2 separate regions of the Homo sapiens genome follow, and region 2 is linked to region 1. A link is an interaction called in ENCODE POLR2A ChIA-PET data of the cell type or tissue named here. Cell type or tissue: MCF 10A. All regions are shown on one strand. Each heading gives the region's core, and the rest is flanking DNA. Links, peaks and the distances in the headings are about the cores only.

The links. ChIA-PET counts read pairs that join two places held together with the same protein. Peaks named below come from ENCODE experiments on the same cell type or tissue, not always from the same donor. Only the 100,000 strongest peaks of a DNase experiment are listed, where the experiment ranks them.
Region 2: POLR2A ChIA-PET joins it to region 1 with 5 read pairs; 1 of 35 experiments calls an interaction of 5 or more read pairs at or near these places.

What each region holds. Positions count from the first base shown.
Region 1 is chr15:48,624,716-48,630,579 of GRCh38, forward strand. The region is part of intron 2 of FBN1 (fibrillin 1); the gene reads right to left. Among named protein-coding and RNA genes, the nearest start is that of FBN1, 18 kb to the right of the region's middle. In MCF 10A, for the core only: no CTCF peak of the experiment used is centred there; a DNase peak (open chromatin) is centred at 2,716.
Region 2 is chr15:48,383,528-48,388,322 of GRCh38, forward strand. No RefSeq gene overlaps it. Among named protein-coding and RNA genes, the nearest start is that of DUT-AS1, 54 kb to the left of the region's middle. In MCF 10A, for the core only: no CTCF peak of the experiment used is centred there; a DNase peak (open chromatin) is centred at 2,164.

The DNA of each region.
Region 1 (5,864 bases), core at 723-4,722:
CTGGGATATTCATTCCATTTATTCAAGTTGAAGCCACACTGTACTTTTCCAAAGGGTGAACGAAATCATAGAAATGATTGAAAACACAAAACAAGTGGTGAGGGGATTCTGAGCCTGCACAGAGAGAGGCCGGCCAGAGGCGGAGCCGGGGGTGGAGCTTGTGGAATTCCTTTACCACCCACAGAAGGAACTGGGGACTAAAACCATGATTCTTGCCACTTCCCAGAAATTCTCAAACCAAGAGCTCTGTCCAGGGAGATAATATCTTCTGAATGTACTGGCAGCCCCAGGAAGAGACAGGAAAATCAGCCAATGGGGTCAGACTTAGGAGAAAGAAAGAATGAGGTCTTTCAGGAACCTAGAGTGCAGGGTGATTTGATACTTGAGTTCCGAATGCTGTCAGCCCCCAATTGACAAACAGGTAGAGCTCCAAAATTTCATTTCTATATTAGTATTTAGAACTTGGAATGGCCTGTCCAATAGAAACAATGTTAATAGGTGGTGGTTTGGTCTCCAGACCAGTCAAATAGCAGTCTCTCAGCTGCATTATCAGCTGAATAGGCTATTGTGGGCTGGTCTGGGAACCTGACCACAACTTAAAATGTTGTTTCTATGGGAAAACACATTCCACGGCAGGCAACCAGAGGAAAACTTGGCCACTCAAACCCACCATGTCTCAGCTTAGTAAGCTGCCCAGTGATCTGTGAGAAATGAACACCTTAAACTCAGGCAACTCCACACAGTCCTGAGAGGGCAGCCAGAGTCAGAGCCGTCCCAGCCCAGGCTTGACACCCTTCTGGACCCCCTGCATGAGACCATCAGGGCCAATACAGGACATCCACAGGTCCATGAATCAGAGACTTAAAACCTGGAGAGTTCTCATCCTCGATGCACCTGATTTATTTTAAAGGCCAGAAGATCCCGCCCCATTAGCAACTATAACATAAAATCAGTATCCTGGACTGGCTCACAGATAGACTTCAGTGAGCTATTTCTAGCACGAGTGGCTTACACGTGAAGCAAGGAAGCAAGTCCGTTTTGAATCCTATTTGGTGACTTTAGTCTCATACCAAAATTATTCAAGAATTTCACCTCTCCTAAAACTGGAAATTACCAGCGTTTTTTTTGTGTGTGTATGCAAGTTCCTTAAATATAGCAAGTTCAGATTTATCTTTACAATCCCAGCACCTAACACAATACTTGAATCTTAAGTGGTAAATGAGAGTTTAGAGTTTCATTTACCACTAAGACAACATAAGTTAATGAGAAGTCTATCAGAGTAGTGAGTATTTAATTTATTTAAAAAGGTGGATATGTTTATAAGAAACTTTTAAAAAAAGATCCAGCCTGGGCAACATAGCGAGAATCTATATCTTCAAAAAAATTTTTAAATTAGCCAAGATGGTGGCATGCACCTGTAGCTTCCCAGCTACTTGGAAGGCTGAGTGGGAGGATCACTTGAGCCCAGGAGGTTGAGGCTAGAGTGAGCCGCAATCACGCCACTGCACTCCAGCCTGGGTGACAGAGCAAGACCCTGTCTCAAAAAAAAAAAAAAAATGAAAAGTATAATTACTAGTAAGAAATCAGTATCATTTCATCTACTTTTTTAAATTTTAGAAAATTAAAAGGAAAAAATCTAACACATAACAACAATTACCCATAAGTGGAATACATGGAGTACGAGAGTGAAATTCTTCCATGTTTCAGTTGCATCATTTAGAAACATTTATAGCTACAAAAGCTTCAGAGATCTTGTAGCTCAAACCATATTTCATAGCAGTCAACAGGCCATGGATCTTTAAAACATTTCTCTATCTAGCCCTCCCATCAAAACAGGGACAATATTGTTGCTCAGGAACAAAAATAAATAAATAAATCACTAACAGATTTTAAGTTTCTATAAAGTCAGAGGAAGTTAGGTAAAAGCATGCAGTTTGCTGAGATTATTTCATTGAAATTAACACTTCACAATATTAGCAGTCAAAAACTTAAGTTTTTTTTTTAATTTTGAAATTGAAACAAAGTTGTAAGCATTTATTTTTTAAACATTTAGATATGTGGAAAACTTTTAATAAAAATAGTCTAATTTAAATTTAAGGGAATTTAACCAAATCAGTACTTTAGTCCACATGAAGTCATTCAGTGGAATAAAAATAATAATTAGCAACTATTAGAGAGCTTTAATTTATAAAATTTACTCTTCCCCCAAACCCTATCAAGAAAATGTATTGGTGTGCTCATTCTCAGATGAGGAAACTGAAAATGTGAGAAGTGAAGTAATTTTTCAAAGGCTACACAATGGAAACGTCATAAATCCCTAATTAAAAACCAAAAGACTTTATTAATAACATTCCAAGGTTAGTGTTAAAGATTTTTAGATTAGAGATTAGAAAGATGTTTCCATAAATACTCCAAAGAGAATGTATTCTCTTTTTTGTATAAACTAATTTGTACATCATTTTTTGTGCTCTGATTTTTTTACTAGGTTTGCAAAATAAATAAATAAGACAGTGTTTTGGAAGTGTATTAGCAAAGGAAAACAATGTAAAGAGAACACATTTTAGGAACATTCACTCCTATAGATTGGCACTTCTGTTTCTGAAATAGTTTCTGCATTTCCCAACAGAGAATGAGTATTCTGTCCTGCACCCTCCGGTAAAAACATTAGTCAGCTCTTAACATGCTCAACGTTTGAGGGAGTGGATGTGTAGAGAGCACAAGAAAGATTCAACATGTGGATAATTCAAAACCTACTCAGAGCTGGCATTGGAATGTGTTAGTACACACACTTCAACATGGGTGTGGCTTGTCTTTTGAAAAGTAGCTCAAAGCAAAACCATCAGGACACGCAGGCAACTGTCTGACCCGGCTTAGGAAGACAATGAGCTGCTCGAAGGCCTGGGTGATCCAGATGATCTTCTAAAAAAAACCCTCCAATTTCACGTCTCTGTGACTTAATTCAGAGGCTGCTGGGATATTGTCCATTACACAGAGAAAGTGGTGACTGTCCTCATTCCAATGGCCAGCACAGCTCTTCCCTGAAATCCAACCCGAAAGATTTCCCTCTCAGTGTGAGTGATGCCAGCACTGTCCTCTCAGCACCCTTCCAGCTCCAGGGAAGATGTCACAGTATTTGTGTTTCAAGCTATAATTAAGCAGAGCAGGTGCTAAATGCCAGCACAAAGTTTCAACATGACAACTTCTGAAGTGGTGATGATGATGTCAAAACAGACAGAAATACATCCACCTCGCATACCTAAAGGGCTTCCAAATCTCTGTAGCAGCACCCACTGACGAAAAAGCAGTTCCAAAAGCCTGTCATTTCACCCAGGAGTTTTCTATCAAGTAAGAATACATGAGGCCTTAGAGAATGACGGACATGTTTCACTGACATGAAACACACGGGTGATGTGCCTGGCACACATGCACATGCGCACGTATCATCCCCTACAAACAGTCGGGGAGGTGCTCCTGGGGCAGCTCTTGTCCCTACCTTCCTTTCCCCAAAGGGGACTGGGTGTACCAGTAATTTTCAGAATCTTTCATTTGAATCACTAAGGTTGTACTTGTTCCAATTTCTTGAAGAAAAAAAAAAAAAAGAGCATTCCTGAGAGAGCAATGCCGAAATGAAGGTACAAAAATTCACTTCTGAATATTAAAATCTCTGCAGATATCTTCTTTATTACCCTCATAGTCCAAAATCTTACCAACTTTTCATAAGGTTCTTGCCTGAAATCCCTTACTTTAAAATAAAAACACATTGAGTGCTTCCACCTTGACACTCACAAAAGATCATGGGATAAATGGACCTTTGCAGAATTATTTTCTTCCCTTTCAAATGCCAGGCTCCTTCTGTGTGAATTTTCCACAATTTCATAGCTCATAATAGCCTATCCTTACTGTTAGATATTAAATAATTTTTCTACAACAAAGTCGCAGATAAGAAAAATCAGACCCAGCATATTGCAAACATTACTGGCTGTGAAGCATTGAGCCTAAGTTCAAAACTAGGAGTAAAACTTTACAGCATTAGTAAGTCAATAGGAAATGACAGAATTTGAATATCCCCATTCTGCCACCCTAATAGATCTAGAAAACGATTATCAATGAATGCTAATAACACAAAAAGAGAGACTAGTAGTAATGATGTCCCTCCTAATGGAAGGACACATACCACTTATAAAGTCTTCTTGAAAAAAAAGTTAATTGAGTTGAATCAAGCATCTAGCTCTAACTAGCAATTCACAACAAATACAGGGGACTGAGAAACATGGTAGGACCATACCACTGGAATGCAGTCATCACTGGACTGCAAGAAACTCTCCAGTGGTGAAAGCCATGTGTGGTCCAAGGACTGGCCAGTGCTGTTCTACAAACTAGACGTTACTAGTCTATATTGAGATAAGGAGTTTAAGCTAGAATCTAAACCATCTCACTGCTTCCTTCATCGAGAAAGTCTCCCTAGAAATAAAATATCAGCTGAACTAAATAGTGTGCTTAGTGACATATTTTGGATTTACACCCTGGCTTCTCATCTCATCATGGACCAGTAACAGGAGTTTGTGGACTGGCATCTTAAGAAGCACTGGTGTAGAGGACAGGAACCAATTTCTTCAATACATAAATTACAAGGAAAAACTGACAGGGGGACAATCTACATATTCAAAAATATTTAAGACAGATCAACCAATTGCAAAATATGGACTTTTTTGGATCCTGATTTGAATAAACTGCAAAAAAACAAATAAAATTTATGACTCAATTAGGAAATTTTAAATATTCACTGAATATTTGATAATATTAGAAAATTAGTGTTAATGGTAAACAGAATAATGTTATTGTGTTTATGTTTCTTAAAGGGCCCTTATCTTTTAGGACACACATTGAAATATTTAAAAGTAAAATGATTTTTCAAGGATTTACTTCAAAATAAATGCAATGAGGGAGAGAAGAAGTAGATAAAACAAGATTGACCATTAATTGATAAATGCTGAAGCTGGATCATCATTGTATCCTTCTTGCTAGTTTTGAAATTATCCACATCTGTGTTAAATAAAATTCTTTTTAAAAAACACAAATTTGCAGCAGCACCTGGCCTAGTCCATCCTGATATCCACAGTCTCCTACATGCCATCATGCCACACTTTTGTTTTCTGTTTTCGTTCACTTGAAGAACCACCTTTATCTGTTACGCAGCTCAACATTCCTGAGAGGGAGGGGACCCCCATTAAGAGACAACAGTCCAATCCCAACATGTGTACCATGTTAAATCAGTGGCAAGAACTAACCAAAGTGTTCCTACTAAGTATCCAGCTACTAAATAAGGTTACAGTTCACTAGATGAAGAATCCAAGAACAAATGACTTCACTACACCTGTGCAAACAATTAACATGTCGGTCCAGGGGATGGATCCCCTTGGGCATCACAGGTCCTTTTTGACATGATTCATTTTCATAAAGACATTTTATCTTTCTTTATGACAAACATAAACCCATCAGTTAACAAAAGATGTGTTTTGGGGGAAGGGGTTTTTGTGTATCAGGTCCATAAAAAGGTTAAATTTGGGTTTTTCTGTGCATAAGTGGAAGAATTCTTATGGACATGGGAAATATGAAATGGAGGGAGGAAATCATTTAGCAAAGAATCCTGGTATGTCTTCTGACCTTTCAATGTGTGAGAATGTGTGTCAAACAACCTATTTTCAAGGAAGGTCCCAAATGCAAATGAGCAGATGAGTCAGTCTGCAGTCAAATTAGACCCTGCTGTCTTCTGTCAAAGTTCAATAATGTCTGGATTAAGTTAGAACTGCTTACAAGCAAAAGGAGAAAAAGTGGTTTGCCTATCTTTGTAAAATACCTGAAAG
Region 2 (4,795 bases), core at 1-4,000, 240 kb before region 1:
TGGTGCCGACCCCACAGGTTGAGGCCTCAGTCCTACAAGAATGCACCACTAAAGGATCCCGAGCACAGAAGTTTCTGTCTCCATGGAATTTGGGGTGCTCCATCTTCCCAGCATGTGGATGCATTCTTGTTCACCAACCTGGAAGCTCTTCAAACCCCTTTGCTTAATTTTTTTAGGAAGGCTTCATGATATAGGCATGATTGATTAAATCACTGGCCATTGATGATCAACTCAACCTCTAGCCCCTCGCCCCTCCCAGAAAGGCAGAGGGTGTGAAACCAAGTTCCAATCCTCTAATCACATGGTTGGTTCTTTTAGCAACCAGTTCCTATCCTGAAGCCATCCAGGAACCCCAGCCACCAGTCATCTCATTAGCATACAAAATACACTTATCATTTGGGAGATTCTAAGGATTTTAGGAACTGTATTCCAGGAAAGAAGGGCAGAGACAAAATATATATTTTGCATTCTGTCACAATGACCATAGCTATCTTCAAGAGGCAGGGGAGTGTACTACTTCCATGTGCTCAGAGAGTAGAGCAGAACTGGTGATTGGTGACCAAGGGCGTGGCCTAGTCAAAAATTCTAGTGGGAAGTAAATTAATTATGAGTTCAAAATACCACAGGCTTTAAGAAACAGATAAATAGGAAACAAAGTCAATAGAAGTAAAATCTCAGAATGAAGAAACTGATAATGGTGTTGGTTCCTCTCCCTGAACAGAATATACATTGAGTGCTGTGTTCATATGAGGGACTGAACTTCAAGAGGTCCTCCGGAGGTGTTCAGAGGGAAGTAACTAGATGCAGAATAGTTAAGAATTCTTATGGTTTAGACTAGAGAAATCTGAGGACAAAATAGCCATTCATTCTCGAATATATGAATATTTGACTTGCTTTAAGGAACTGTGTGTTGTAATTTACAAAGAGACAGACTCTTTAAGAAAGAGTATTTTGCAGTCACACTGCATTAGTTGCCTTGGGGAGCTCTCCTTCTCAAAGGGTGGGGCTCCAAGCATGGGATGAACGTCCTCTGGCACAAAGAGGAAAAGAGGGAATTCAGGCATCATATGGCTCATTGGATTAGATGATCCTTAAAGATGCTTTTACTCTCAAATTTGATAGCTTGGTGGGATAGGTGCCCACAATTCCCATTTGGGTGATTGCCCCAGGACCTCCAAAACTACTGGCACTTGCTTGGACTTCCTCTCAGATCCTGGGGCCATACATTGCTAGGATCTGGCTACACAAATTAGAAGCTGATGACTCATATCCCAAAGGTGAAAAGATAGGGTGTGGTTCTGAGTCCTGAGTTGCTGTATTTTATCCAGAATTGAATTCACAAGGCGGCTTCGAGTCATTCCAAAGCTAATGTGGAAACACACAAGAAGCCGCACACCCTATTGTCTTCCTGCAGTGAAGTTGGGTTGAACTCATGCAAACCAAAGTTGATTTAAACAACAACAACAAAAATCAAATTCTTGTCAGGCAAAGTCTTTTGACGTTGTTTTATTCTTGAGTGAATATTTACAGCTGAGTTGGAAACTCTATCAAATAGGAATTAGAACTTTGCCAACTCCTGATGTACATCTTAGCCAGGGTATGCAGGGTATGCACGCAGCCTCTTCAGAGCTGCTCTGCTTCACTGACCAGGGGTTGACTGAGTTCTTCACTCTGTAACCATTTCCTGACATCCTCTGCATGGACACTCTTGCACAGACATTTTTTTTTTTTTAATCTAGGAGTTGCACTTTCTTGGTTACTATGGCTGCAAATTGTTTATACTGGATTCATAGTCAGGTTTTTATTTCCTTTTGTAATTTTTCCCGTGAACTAATAAGCCACAGTGGAGTTAAAAGTGCGAGTAAATGTGAACTCTACACAAAGCATTTTTATGTTCTATTGCCATTCCCTTCCTACCCTTAATCATTTAGAGCTGTTAACATAAAAAAAAATAAAAGTGTTCAGCCTCCTCTCTACTCCCCTCCTTTGCCCTCTCATTTCCCAAGCATCAGAGGGGAAGAACCACCACCCATTTCCCATCAGGACTGTTTGCAGAGTAACACATGTCCTCAATTACTGGGATCAGAAACTGAAGGCACCTTGGGTTGGTGATAGATGACTGGTTGGCCTCTGCTGGATATGCGTCATGGATGCCACAATAGGAATGGCTTAGCAGGGCAACAGTTTTCTCTCCTATGATTCACTTCAGCTTTTAGCCTGGGCCATCCACCCAGTACTCATTGGATATGGGCCCAGTTTCAGCTTATATGTGAACCACTCTATGAGAGAATGCAAGCTGAGAGCCCATCTTAGGGGAGAAAGATCTCAAACTGAATCAAGAGGGGGAAATGCTTAAGAGTTACCTTTCAGCCAGGTGCAGTGGCTCACGCCTGTAATCTCAGCAGTTTGGGAGGCCGAGGCAGGCAGATCACAAGTTCAGGAGACGGAGACCAGCCTGGCTAACATGGTGAAACCCCATCTCTACTAAAAATACAAAAAATTAGCTGGGCATGGCGGCACGTGCCTGTAGTCCCAGCTACTCGTGAGGCTGAGGCAGGAGAATCGCTTGAACCCGGGAGGCGGAGGTTGCAGTGAGCCGAGATTGGGCACTGCACTCCAGCCTGGGTGACAGAGCGAGACTCCACCTCAAAAAAAAAAAAAAAAAAAGTGACCTTTCATAATAGGAAGAGACAAGGCTCTAGATAAAACTGCCTGGGTTTGAAACTTGGATCTACCACTTGCCAGTTGCATGACTTTTCGCCAAGCCACATAATTTCTCAGCCACAGTTTTTTTCATCTGGGAAAAGGAAATTAAGAATGATAATCCCTAACTCATGGAGTTGTCATGAAGGTTCAAGCACACTGCATGGCATTGATTAAATGCTCAATAAGAGCTAACAATTATCCCAGTCAAGAACTTTTTCGTAGCAATGGACCAAACACTTCTCACAACAGCTTAAGCACAGAAAGGCAGTGATTGATTCATATGAGATATGGATGGTCCAGGGAGTCAAGAAGTGTCAATAAGACTCAGTCTCTGCTCCCCTTGGTTCTGCTGGTGTGGTAGCCAGCCTACCAGGTGACTGCCAATGATCCCTACCTTCTGACAATGTCACCCTTGTGAAGTTCCCTCCGGCAGTGCACCAGGGTGGGTCTATGTGACCAATATAGTATGAAAGAAAAAATAGTATGTTGCTTCCATGTTTAAGTTATAAAAGACACCATGGCTTCCATTTGGCCTCTATCTCTGTCTCTGTCTCCCTCCCATTATTCACGCTGGGGAAGCCAGGTGCTATGTTGTACTCAGCACTACAGAGAGGCCCATATGGTAATGAGCTGAAGTCTCCTGCCAATAGCCACATGAGGCCATTTTGGAAGTGGGTCCTCCAGCCCTAGTCAAGACTTCAAATGACTGAAGTCCCTGCTGACAACTTGACTGTAACCTCATGAGAGACCCTCAGTGAAAACTATCCAGCTAAGCCACTCCTGGGTGCTATCCAGCTAAGTCACACTTGACCCTCAGAAGTTGTGTGAGATAATACAGATAGCCTTAATTGACTATGGTTCTATTTAAATGATTTTTTCAGCCTTATAATGGTGTGAAAGCAATATGCATTCGGTATAACCATACATCAAGTACCTATACAACCATCCAATTTTTCACCTTCAGTACAGTATTCAACAAATTACATGAGATATTCAACAATTTGTTATAAAATAGTCTTTGTGTTAGATGATTTTGCCCAACTGTAGGCTAATGTAAGTGCTCTGAGCAAGTGTGAAATGGGTACCATTTCTATCTCTATTCTATGAGGAGTAGAGGATCAGAAAATTTAAGTAACTTTCCCAAAGTCACACAGCTAGTAAGTGATCAAGCTAGAATTTGAACCAAGACACTTTAGTTCTAAGGTCCATGGTCACAACCACACTGCTAAAACACCAATACTATGAAGTATCACAACCTGTTGAGTTTTGATTTCAGGTATTTTGTCCTCTTATGTCTCAGTTTTACTTTCTTTCTTTTTTGTTTTTTGAAAAGGAGTCTCACTCTGTAGCCCAGGCTGGAGTGCAGTGGTGCAATACTGGTTCATTGCAACCTCCACCTCCTGGGTTCAAGTGATTCTCCTACCTCAGCCTCCTGAGTAGCTGGGATTACAGGCACCTGACACCATGCCCGGCTAATTTTTGTATTGTTAGTAGAGACAGGGTTTCACTATGTTGGCCAGGCTGGTCTTGAACTCCTGACCTCAAGTGATCCGCCCACCTCGGTCTCCCAAAATGTCGGGATTACAGACATCAATTTTTCATTTATGGAGTATGTGTCTCTACTGAATTAGAAATGGAGATGGCTTGGCCTTAACTCTGAAGTACTGGACAGATGCAGTTAAATACCAGTGTGGGGGGAATGTATAAACACTTTCTAGTGATGTGCATCCAGAGTTCTACTGTAAGCACCTCCTGACTGACAGACCATTCACACAAAGGCACCCTCTCTTCCAACACTAAACACCAGTGATGGACAAGTGGACATTTAAAAAGTCATGGATCTTCTGAGTGAATATTCATGTAGAGAGGTACCTTTAATATAAGCCATTTAATATTGGCTATAACCCATTTACATTCCTATGTTTATATTTGTTCCAATCAATTGCACAACAACCTTCCTCATCTGGCCATATTAGTAGGAAATTTATTGTTTTCTTCTGAAGCCTTGGCTCCCAACTTAAATTGTACAGAAACCTGGTGACTTGTTCAGTGCAGATGGGTTAGTTTGGCTCCCAAGCTTTAGGCTGTT